4 separate regions of the Homo sapiens genome follow, and all the other regions are linked to region 1. The links are chromatin contacts, found by Hi-C or POLR2A ChIA-PET in ENCODE. All regions are on one chromosome and are shown on one strand. Each heading gives the region's core, a stretch centred on a gene start or an enhancer-like site at or near the end of the contact. The rest is flanking DNA. Distances are from core to core; before and after follow the strand shown. Region 1 overlaps LOC101929710 (a long non-coding RNA gene). Region 2 overlaps LOC101929710 (a long non-coding RNA gene). Region 3 overlaps ELL2 (elongation factor for RNA polymerase II 2). Region 4 overlaps LOC101929710 (a long non-coding RNA gene).

Region 1 (2,720 bases), core at 144-2,643:
CTGGGTGACAGAGCAAGACCCTGTCTCTTAAAATTTTTTAATTAAAAAAAGATAGATGGATAGATAGATACACACACACTATTGGGGCATGTGCATGTATGCACATACACACACACATAGACACACACACACACACACACACATAGACACACACACACACACACACACACACATACATACACACATGCTTTCCAGTCTCCACAATCACATAAGCCAGTTTCTTAAAATAAATCTTAAATTCTTAAAATACACATATATTTGTGTATATATGTGTAATATAAACATATTTTATATACATACACACATATATATGTATATATACACACCTGTCTTCCCATGTGTATGTATACATATATACATACACCAATGTATACATATATACATACAGCTCTTGGTTTACATGTATACATACATGAAGACGGAATCAACAGGATGTGTGTGTATGTGTATACATATATATACACATCTGTATATACACATACACACACATACACACATATACATCTGGTTATACACATGCACATATATACATATATACATCCGTATATACACATACATACACGCATACATCCTGTCGATTTTGTCTTCATGTATGTATACATGTAAACCAAGAGCCATATGTAAAAATGTATACATTGGTGTATGTATATATGTATATATACACACAGGAAGACAGGTGTGTGTATATATATACATATGTGTGTGTGTATATATAAAATATATTTTATACATATACACACATGTGTATATATTTAAGTTAAATATATGCATATATGTATTTACATACACATTTACTATGCATATGTATATAAATATGTAAATTAATATACATATATGTTTAATTATATATACATGAACAATTAAAAATTAACTGGGCATGTGCATACATACACATATTATACACACACACACACACACACACACACACACACACATAATCCTATTGGTTCTGTTTCTCTGAAGAACCCTGACTAATACAGGGTTCCTTACTAGTCCAGTGGGTGGGTTCCCATATCAGATGTTTAGTAACTGCTCCATGAATGGATGGAGCTGGAAGGGAATATGGAGCAGGAGAAGTTGAAAAATGTGAGGCAGTAGGGCACAGGGACCAGGAGTCAGGGTAAAGTTCTAGCGGGGTGGAGCATGATTCTCAAGGTGAGACTTCAAGAATCCTGCTTCTTATTCCGTTTTCCTAGACAAGACCCAAGACAGACACTGTTCATTCAGTAATAGAGATAATATATAAGGCCAGAGGTTCTTTTGGCTAGATCTCTAAGAGACCAGGGTTCAGACAGGGTAATGGTGAAGAAATTCCCAAGCAATGAGTCAGGGCCCAGGAAATGCTTCTGCCTGACTAAAATGATGACAGGATCGTTATCAAGATGTGTCTAGATGTGCACGTAAGTTATGAAGCGTAGGCCAGCCATGACCCTCTGTCCTTCCCACCTGTGCCGCCTACATCTTCCCTCACACTCTCTCCCTGACACCTTTATTCCCAGAGATGCTCTTTACCTCTGACTGCCTTTCCCCAGCTAGAGTGGCCTGTCAGCTGCTGTGGGTTCCTGGCATTGCCCAGCCAGGGCTGCATTTAAAAGCCATTTCACTCTCTAGTCTGTGCAAATACAGGAACTGTGTAAGCAAGTTTTTTTTTTTTTTAAGGGAAAACTATAAAATGTGGACAGTAAATTACATTGCTGTTTTTCCCCTCCCAGTGCAAAATGGCAGGCTGTTAAGTGGTTTGGAGCTAAGTCAGTGTTTCAGATTAAAGGGAGTCAAATCTAAACCTCACATTACTTCAAGAGCATGAAAAAGATATAGCCTTAAATAGTCCCTATAACTGACAGAGGGAAAGGAGGCTGATTGTCAGTTATTACTGCTAATTTTGTATTTGCAGATAGGTGGAAGGTCTCTGGATCTTTTTAAGCACAGGTATGCCCATTTTAAACTAGGCCAATTTAGGAAAACCTAGTCTAGCAAATCAGAAAGTTTAGCAAGTGATTCTTCACATTTCAAAGAATTCTTCACTTCGAAAGCAATTAAGACCATCTCTATGATTAGTAATGGTTTAAAAGTCTGCCACAAATGTATTCCTAATGATCCATCAGAAAAGTATTTCCCTTACTGAAGGGCCCTGGTAATTATTTAGAGACTATAATGAGCCATATCCACATTGCATTATTTAAAACATGTATTTACTGGAAGACTATATTTGACAAAGGATTTCCTACACCTATAAAATTGGCCCCACTGTCAGATTAAATTGTAAAAGGAAAATAAAAAGAAAATACAGAATATAACCTTAAGCACAAGATTGCTTGAAATTCAAATATAATACCCCTATTACCTATTTTTACATGGCATTAACTTTAAACAAAGGATTGAGTACCTGACATTATAGGAACCTGAATATAAATTTGTTTATCCCACAGATGTAGTTTTATTGCTTACTATATGTAAAGCACTGTGTTATCCCCTAAAGTAGATAGAAAATGAAGGTGATGCTTTCCCTCCAAGAAAACTGGAGAAATAAGGCATAAATATGAATCACTTAAGAAATAACAGGGCTGGGTGCAGTGACTTAACACCTGTAATTCCAGCACTTTGGGAGGCTGAGGCTGGAGGATCAACTGAAGCCAGGAGTTTGGGACCAGCCTGGGCAACATACTAAGACCCCATCTCTACAAAAAAAAAAATTTTGTTAACTTGCCAGGCATGGTGGT
Region 2 (2,700 bases), core at 200-2,699, 190 kb before region 1:
CAATAGGTTTTATAATATAGCCTACCCACATAGCAGACTATACCATCTAATTTTGTGTAAATACAAAATATGATGTTAGCACAATGACAAAATTGCCTAATGACACATTTCTCAGAATGTATCATCATTAATAAGCAAGGCATAACTGTATATTTATATAGTATATATATATATTACTGTATATTTATATACTGTATATTTATATATTTATATACCGTATATTTATATCACACAAATATACTGTATAAACTGTATATTTATATAGTATATATTACATATTACATATAAACACATAAATACTGTATAAATTATATGTTTATATAATATATATGTAAGTTTATATATAATATGTAATATATACTATGTAAATATAAATATACAGTTCTGCCTTGATTATTGATGGTGATACATTTATATACATAAAAATTCTCCTTAACCATGCTCTGAGAAACAGAGTTCTGAGAGATGAGAATAGATACTGCTTGCTAATGATCTGGAAATGCTACATGCCTTATCCTTTCTCAGTCAGAATGCTCTCTTGCACATTTAAGTCTCTTAGAAATCTTGTTCCAAAAAAGTTTAAACCTATTTAACAGAGGGTCCCAAAGACTTTATTTTGTAGCACACTTAACTGTAAAAGCATAGCACAGAACACCAGATTTGAGGAACGGAACCCTAAAGTAACCTGAATTTCTTTCTTCACAACTCAAGTCTAACTAAAGTACAGCCTTAATTATGGGCTTATATATATTATCCTTGGGAAATGAGCATCAAACTTGTGAGAATCAAGCCACAGTCTCAAAATTAGACCAGGCCCTTTTCTGTAAAGCAGTTACTCAAATTGTAACATGAGTTAAAACTCTAGGTTCCAAAATTTTTCAGACTTCATGACTTCATTCAGGAATCCTAAAAACAACTGTGGTCATCATCCATTAAAAATGCAACTTTCATAGTGTTCCACAGACAAGACAAAAAAAAAGTTATTTGGACTGACCTGGTTTTATTACTGCCCTAACAGTAAATATGTAAATAATTTAAACCAAGCAAACACATACACTAAGCATAATAAAATTCATCGTCATTGCTGCTTTATCAAGGAAAAGAACTCTGAGAAACTTGTCAAATAAATAAATGATCTGTGCCTTTCCTTGTCACTTTTCGTCTTTTCAGCAAGTTTAATAAATAAAATTGATGGTTTTGGGAAGAGTTTTAGGCCAGCTATTCCAATTGTAACATTCCTTTACCTAAATATCAGTTAACCACAACATTCCAAGCTTTGAGGCAAAAGCTGTTTCCTGCATTTATTTTGACACATATCATGAAGCAGCATCGATAAAGTTCAACCCAACAGCCCTGGCTGGAGTTTCTCCTGAAACATGCCTGCTATTTACTTTTTACTTTTCTTTGCCTCCCTTCTTCCCCCTGCCAACCCCCATCCGCTCCAGAATATGAGTCATTAAGCTTATGGTAGGAAAATAAATTATCTTCGTTTTTTAATCATTTGATGCTTGCAACATAAGCTACAAGGAAATGCAACTTTTAATCCACCCAAAGATTTTAAGTAGGATTAAGAATAACTGAAAAGACTTAGACATGAGCAAATATGCCCGACAAAGGAGAATAAAAGTGAGAATAGGCTGTAATACTTTTAGCAATATAAAATTCCAGCTCTGGATACAGATTTAAAAAATAGTGTTTTAATGGGAAATTCTTAAAGACAGAAATTTTTTTAAAACCCTCAATCTTCACCTATTCCAAAATAAAATCAAATATTCCTGATATCAGAAACTCTTCTCCTGTCATACATCAGTCCATGTCTACTTTGTAACTAACATGATAACTCTGGGCAAGATTTCAACCACTGTCCCTGGAGTAAAATTCAAAGCACATTTTAAGAAAATGTACATACATAGCCACCTTTCTCTCTCAAGAGCTAAGTAATAAATTACTCCTGAATATAGGAACCACTTTTTAAAATGTAGACATGGAAGTAGGAATTAAATAAGAAAGGAATATTGCAAAGATAGATACAGATTGCAATAAGCTATTAGAATTAGAATAAGCATTGAGAGAAATAAAAGCTACTTGAAGAAAAGAAAATTAGAAGTCAAAAGAGAAAAGGTATGGAATTTAGTTTCTATTCCTGCTCTTTGTGAATTACTTTAGTCTTTAGATTAAGACCTTTATTGTTTCTGTTTGCATTTTGTTTCTGAAATAAGTAATAACATAAAGTCACTGAAATAATATTCTAAGACATACTAGAAGAAGAAAATATATATGGTAGTTTTGTGCCCTGGAGAAAGTAAGAGGAGTAGGTCAGTATATGAATATTTCCATGAAGCAACTGGGAAGATCATGACATTCTATATATGCTGTCTCCAAGGTTTTGTCTCTCACCCTAAATTAGGTCAGAGATAAATACTTAAAATCCATTAACATTCAAATAAGAACTGAAAATCATATTTAAAAAATAATTAGAGTTCACAGCAACAGTTTACTGTGCTAACCCACCCCATCCCACCCCAATCCCAAGGAATGTCTGTGACTTGCCAAAAGAAAAGTGAATTTCTCTCTTTTTTTTTAACCACTGGGCACACATTCCCTAGCCTCTCCTACAAAATGCTAGAGGTAGATAAAATGACTTTGATAAGGTATGTACCAAAGTAGGCGAAATTTTGTAGGATTCCTTGGAAATAAAAT
Region 3 (2,713 bases), core at 158-2,657, 140 kb after region 1:
TCTTATTGATTTCTCTAATACTTAACTTTTTCTATTGCCAGTGAAGGCTACCCTCCCCTTCCTACTCCTCCACCCTTCAGCATTGGTTTGCACATCTGGGCTGATGTGAGAGGCTTTTTTTTTTTTCTCCCCTCAACCCATAATGTTTGGGCCTAAAGTCATAACTGCAGGTCTAGTTTAAAAAATAGCACATGTGGCTTTCAGGTTGAGGTTTCTATTTTCTGTTCTGATTCTAGACTATTCTGTCCCTAAACTGTGGAGCCTGAATAGTACATGCAAATATATTTCTCTAGCTTAAAGTATATTTTCTAGATTTTAAGGAAGTCACAGAATCAAGAGTCTAGAAATAATTTGAGAACAACAGAGAATTCTAATGTTTAAATGTTTGCAGTAAGTTTGTATCTAAGCTAATATATAGTCTATATATAGTCAAATAATAGATTTTAGATAAAATTAAGAGATGGACTGGCTTCCTGGGATGCCGGAGGGGAGGTGGGTTCTGAGGCCATACAAATTGGGAAACTATTCAGTATGAAAAGACCCACAGCAAAGAAAGTTATTTTGTTTAACTTGGCATTTCCTAAATTTATTTGAGGAAAGAACCCCTCTTTCACATAAGGAAACTTTTCAGCATGCTTCAGAAATGCTGGTGGAAAGAAAGCAAACACTTCAGTTCTAGGCCTGGCTCAGGCATTAATCCACCTTTTCATTTAACAAATATGCATTGAGTGACTACTTTGTGCCACGCACCACTTGAGGTGCTGACAATATATTCAGGGAACACAACAGACAAAAGCCTCTGTCCTTGCAGAGCTTATATTCTAGTGAAGGGAGAAAGACTATAAACATAATATGTTAGTATTACAAGGTAATGAGTGTTTCAGACAGCCATGGAGCAGGCTCGGATTTGTAGTACAGGGGTTGTCAATCTAAGTATGACTCTAACTTGAACAAATCACTAAGCCTCATTGTCCCTAATCTATAAAAAAGAAATTATAGATGATCTTGGCCCGCTCAGCTATATGAGTCCACTTTAACACCAGGAATTGTCATGTCAAACCATGGTACTGCTGGTTCACTGAGCATTTACAATCACCTTATCAGAAAAGGTGTCTGTCAAACAAGAATTCTGTAAGTTTGAATGATTTGTAATCCCACAGAAGAACAAAACACTTAAATAAATGAAGAAAACCCTTGCTGGTTCTATTTTTAATCTAATGTATACCTCAATCCAATATTGAGTAGAAAGTATTTGACTCAAGGACAGGAAACCTGCAGTAAAGGTACCAACAGCTTTTCAGCAGATGTTAGCATTCACATATGAGAAAGTTGCAGCAGTGTGCACATTGTGCTTCTGCCCTAGATCCTTATGTAAATAGGACGTCCGTGACTTGATGTTGAAATGACCTTTCAGGCAGTATTCTGTTGCCACATGCCTGAGCTTGTATCCCAGAGTAATTAGACGTTTTGACTTACACATCTTGGTATACAGTGTTTATGCTAATTATAAATGTCTGAAAGTTTCCTGAAACTTTTTCTTTGTAGCTTTTTATCAAAGACAGACAGGAGGTTGGGAGGAGGGTTGTGGATTGTGGTCCTAAGCCTTTGATTTTCAGTCTCTCATTTTTGGAATGAAAATTAAAATCTGCTTTTCCAGTTGCCGAGACATGGTGGTATATTTTTATATTCTTCATCTTGAACAAGAAACTGTTTGGAATCACAGCATTTTAATACTTTTTAAATAATATTTTATTCTTAAGGCATTTAGCTAAAAATTCAAGATTGTGAGTCCCTAAATAAAAATTATTCCCAACTGACCTGTAGGAAAAGCTTAAAATACTAAAATTAAAATGGAGAAGTTTCTATCTCACAAAGGAATGGTCTTCCAATATTGTTTCAAAATCAGACCTCAAAACTTATTTCCTGTGGTGGTTACCTCAGTCCTCAAAGCTGACCCTAGGTCTACCAGTAGCAGTCAGTACATTTTCACTTCCTCCTCCTCGTATTTCATGAACCTGAAGGCTAGTTTTTAAGAAAATGCTTTATAACCATTTTGGAAAAAAGAACTGTGTAGATACACAATGGAATAGGCTCCTGCATATCAGAGGGGACTGACGCATATCCACAGGTTCCTCTGAAACTCTGCCTGAATGGCTCTAGATTAGACAAGGTCTCAGACCCACCCTAGCTCTGGCCTTCAACAGTCCCACAGGTTCTGGTCTGCTCTGAAGTTGCCATAGTTTAGTTCTAAAGCTTCCCTCTCACCAACCTGCCCTAATTGTCATATATTACCTGCTCTTTCCAATAAGTCTCCTGCTTTCCTGTCCATTGGCCAAATTGTTACACAGCCTTACCAGCCATAAACATAAGTGCTACCTTATATACCCATTTCATTCTTAAGAGTATACTTGGATATTGATACAATTAACTTTGTGTCTAATTAATACATCTTCAAGAAATTAGATGCACTAAGTCTACAAACCCTTTTGAAATTTTAAGGATGTAAAATTTGCCTGAAAACATCTTGCTCTTGAAAAGCTTCAGATTAGCTCAGACCATACCATCTGCATTGATGCTGCTCTGAAACTACCAAGAAAAGGCAATGTAGAACTCTGATTGGCCTGGGCTTAGCTCAGACCATACCATCTGCATTGATGCTGCTCTGAAACTACCAAGAAAAGGCAATGTAGAACTCTGATTGGCCTGGGCTCCA
Region 4 (2,700 bases), core at 1-2,500, 210 kb before region 1:
CTTATGTGAGAGAGAAATAAACTATCTTGTTTAAGCCACTTAGCATTTTTCCTGTTACTTGCAGCTGTAATTAACTGCTGATTAATCTTGGTTAATTCATTGCCTTCATCAACTGTTCACCACACACAGAGACACTGCCTGAGCATGAAGACAACTCAGAGAAAGGCAGAGCAAAAACAAAAAGAATTCTGTTAATATAATTTGAGTCACCGGATCTAGTCACGCCTAAAGTCATGCTACCTTTTGAGTTTTTCAGTTAAATAAGCCAGCCTATTTACTTGTTGCTTAGGATGTTAAAACTTGAGTTTCTGTCATTTGCAACAACAACAATAAAAGTCCAGATGAATCAGCAACCATGAGGAAGTATTGCTCTCAATAATGCATATGACATTATTTTGACCAATTATGGGCTCTAGAATTGGGAGTCAGAATCAATGTATCTTGATATCTCCAGATTCTCAAGAGACAGAGAGGTCTAAACTGACATCTGGATTACATTATCATCCACATTATTCCTTTGCCATGGGCATATTGTTTCTATTATTTTAAACACCACATGGAGCTCCACAGGCTTGCAAGACATTTCCCTGGAAATTAATAATTCAGGAAGATTCACCTGGCTTCAAAGTACAGGAGGGACTGAAAGGATTTTGAAGGGTGGAATGGAATCGCAGAGACCAGTTAGGAGTAGGAATTGAGGTAACAGGGGCTTAGTGTTAGTGTGAATACATACAAAAGGACAACAGTTAAGAAAAAAAAAAAAATCTTACCTCTACCTTTAACACATGTTCTGTTCTACTGGTATTTTATATTAGTAAAGTGGTTCATAGTTCATGAAGTATTTTCACATACATTATCTCATTTGATACTTAAATAAGCAAAGTGAGTAACTAGTGTTACCATTTTACAGAAGTGGAAACTGAGGCTTAGTGTGGGTATGGGTCTTACCCAAAGTCATGTTGGTGTCAGAGCAGGGGCCAAAACCCAGATTTTCTGATTAGCAGTTGAATCTGGATGCATTGGCTCTCTCCGTACAGAGACTTACCTATAAGCAAAATTTTCTTTTCAAGCAACTTCATTCAGTTTTGTTTGTGAATTCTACTTCATTGTTAGTCATTTCATTGTTCTCTTCTTACTCATTACCTGTCCTGAGAAGTGATGTAGGCTGAGAGACAAAACTTTATCCTAATATGAATCATCTTTATAATGCAATATTGGAACCAAGGAGTGTGTGTGTGGGGACTGGGGGAGTGGAATTAGGAACTACCAAACAGCAACAAAAACCACAACGTTGAGTACCAGAGAATGAATTTACGGTAATTTAAAAAATCTTTTTCTCTGCTTAGTGCCTCCAATACGAGATCACCTCTTGTTCATTATGGCACCAGTAGGCCTGATTATTTTAATAATTTACCATTTCAAGGAGCCATGGAGACAGAAAGGAAATTGCTTTTAGACAATGTGTTATTCAAGCAAACGGAAATGGTTTCTGAACCACAGAAAACAAATAAACATGCCTCTACCTGGAACTTCATTAGTGTTTGCCTGTTGTCTGGCGCTAAAGGATGTGCTTTAAAAAAATGGTGCAGTGTGTGCTTGGAGATTCTGAATGTTAGTGGGGCTATCTGAACTCTAAAAGAAGAGGATGTTGACTGTGTCTAGGACCACTGAACTTGGATGAACTCCTACAGGCTGGGTGTGAAACCACATGCTAAATGTCTTCCCATACAGCAAAATAAGATGCCAAATCCTTAATGGTCAGCTCAGTTTTTATAACTTCTCAAGAAGCATATTTTATTATTACTCAAAATATAATGCAAGTATACCATGTATAGCTGTGGTATAAGAACATTAATCAGAACATTGATACATGGTGCTCTAGTGACACTGTAAAGCCTTCTAGAAGAATTACCCATCTTCTGTTCTTATCATGTCTATTAATGTGCCTTTCATCCTTTGCTTGTGAATTAAAAAATACGTTGTTTGGAATTCTGTGGGATCCTGCTGAATTCCTTAGGACCATGGTCAAACATAGCTAAATGGTTATCCTTTTCCATAATATTATTCTTGGGCATGGAAAGGAGTATCTTTTTAATAAAGGAAAATTGGCAGGGGGATTCCTTGCAGTGCAGGCCTGGTTTGGCACAAAAAGTGAGGTGTTAGAGATGCAAACATCTCATCTTCAGATCCGCAGCTGGCAAAAACACAAGGGGACACATTTCCCTGGCAAGACTGGGCCATCTGCAGCACCACAGTGGGCCTCAAGTCTCTGGACTGACCTTCGATCAAATGGTAGAAATCCAGAGTAAAGCAATGTGACCTGGCAAACAGAGGCTCCTGGAGCAGAGTGTGTGATTTCTTCCATTCCTGCAGAGATCCTCATTTGGCTGGAAGTCCACCCGAGAGACCAAGTGTTTCCAGATATTTGGCAGAAAAAGAAATACTCTCTTTTCAGCTTTCTCTAATTCAAAGAAATAGAATGCTGACAAGAAAATATGAGTATCATCCATCCTTCTGATATAGCATTAATAGCTGTACAGATTTTAATGTTTATACATAATGGTGCTAACAGTGGCTGCTTATATGGTCATTATAAGACTACAACATTTTTTAAGCTATAGGATATGATGAGAGATAGTAGATGAAATATGTGGATGCATGTATTTATGCATATGTATATATACATGCATGTAACTGCAT

What was found. Hi-C counts contacts between places; a loop is a spot of excess contacts on that map. ChIA-PET counts read pairs that join two places held with the same protein, here RNA polymerase II (POLR2A). Pooled maps may share reads with other maps.
Region 2: a pooled map shows a loop between it and region 1 (5-fold over the local background). The contact joins two enhancer-like sites. A Hi-C loop is called at or near these places in 1 of 168 maps with a recorded cell type or tissue (thyroid gland) and 2 of 50 pooled maps. POLR2A ChIA-PET finds 5 or more read pairs at or near these places in 3 of 52 experiments (AG04449, BJ and activated T-cell).
Region 3: a loop to region 1 is called in a map of MCF 10A, with 4 times the contacts of the local background. The contact joins two enhancer-like sites. A Hi-C loop is called at or near these places in 1 of 168 maps with a recorded cell type or tissue (MCF 10A) and 5 of 50 pooled maps. POLR2A ChIA-PET finds 5 or more read pairs at or near these places in 4 of 52 experiments (MCF 10A, activated CD4-positive, alpha-beta T cell, activated naive CD8-positive, alpha-beta T cell and 1 more).
Region 4: a loop to region 1 is called in a pooled map, with 4 times the contacts of the local background. The contact joins two enhancer-like sites. A Hi-C loop is called at or near these places in 1 of 168 maps with a recorded cell type or tissue (mammary epithelial cell) and 10 of 50 pooled maps. POLR2A ChIA-PET finds 5 or more read pairs at or near these places in 4 of 52 experiments (T-cell, activated CD4-positive, alpha-beta T cell, activated T-cell and 1 more).

What each region holds. Positions count from the first base shown.
Region 1 is chr5:96,066,809-96,069,528 of GRCh38, reverse strand. All of the region lies in intron 1 of LOC101929710 (a long non-coding RNA gene), which reads right to left. All of the region lies in intron 1 of LOC105379096 (a long non-coding RNA gene), which reads left to right. It also overlaps a transcript of CAST not described here. Among named protein-coding and RNA genes, the nearest start is that of MIR583, 11 kb to the left of the region's middle. Within about 2 kb of position 1,393, at least 6 of the 41 ENCODE cell types and tissues checked have a DNase peak (open chromatin) inside an H3K27ac peak, as active enhancers do; they include mammary epithelial cell, where a contact is called at or near this core.
Region 2 is chr5:96,253,845-96,256,544 of GRCh38, reverse strand. All of the region lies in intron 1 of LOC101929710 (a long non-coding RNA gene), which reads right to left. It also overlaps a transcript of CAST not described here. Among named protein-coding and RNA genes, the nearest start is that of MIR583, 180 kb to the right of the region's middle. Within about 2 kb of position 1,449, at least 9 of the 41 ENCODE cell types and tissues checked have a DNase peak (open chromatin) inside an H3K27ac peak, as active enhancers do.
Region 3 is chr5:95,923,590-95,926,302 of GRCh38, reverse strand. All of the region lies in intron 2 of ELL2 (elongation factor for RNA polymerase II 2), which reads left to right. Among named protein-coding and RNA genes, the nearest start is that of ELL2, 37 kb to the left of the region's middle. RefSeq lists enhancers at 1,284-1,578, 2,060-2,199. Within about 2 kb of position 1,407, at least 6 of the 41 ENCODE cell types and tissues checked have a DNase peak (open chromatin) inside an H3K27ac peak, as active enhancers do.
Region 4 is chr5:96,278,826-96,281,525 of GRCh38, reverse strand. All of the region lies in intron 1 of LOC101929710 (a long non-coding RNA gene), which reads right to left. It also overlaps a transcript of CAST not described here. Among named protein-coding and RNA genes, the nearest start is that of PCSK1, 150 kb to the left of the region's middle. RefSeq lists an enhancer at 1,178-1,227. Within about 2 kb of position 1,250, at least 2 of the 41 ENCODE cell types and tissues checked have a DNase peak (open chromatin) inside an H3K27ac peak, as active enhancers do; they include mammary epithelial cell, where a contact is called at or near this core.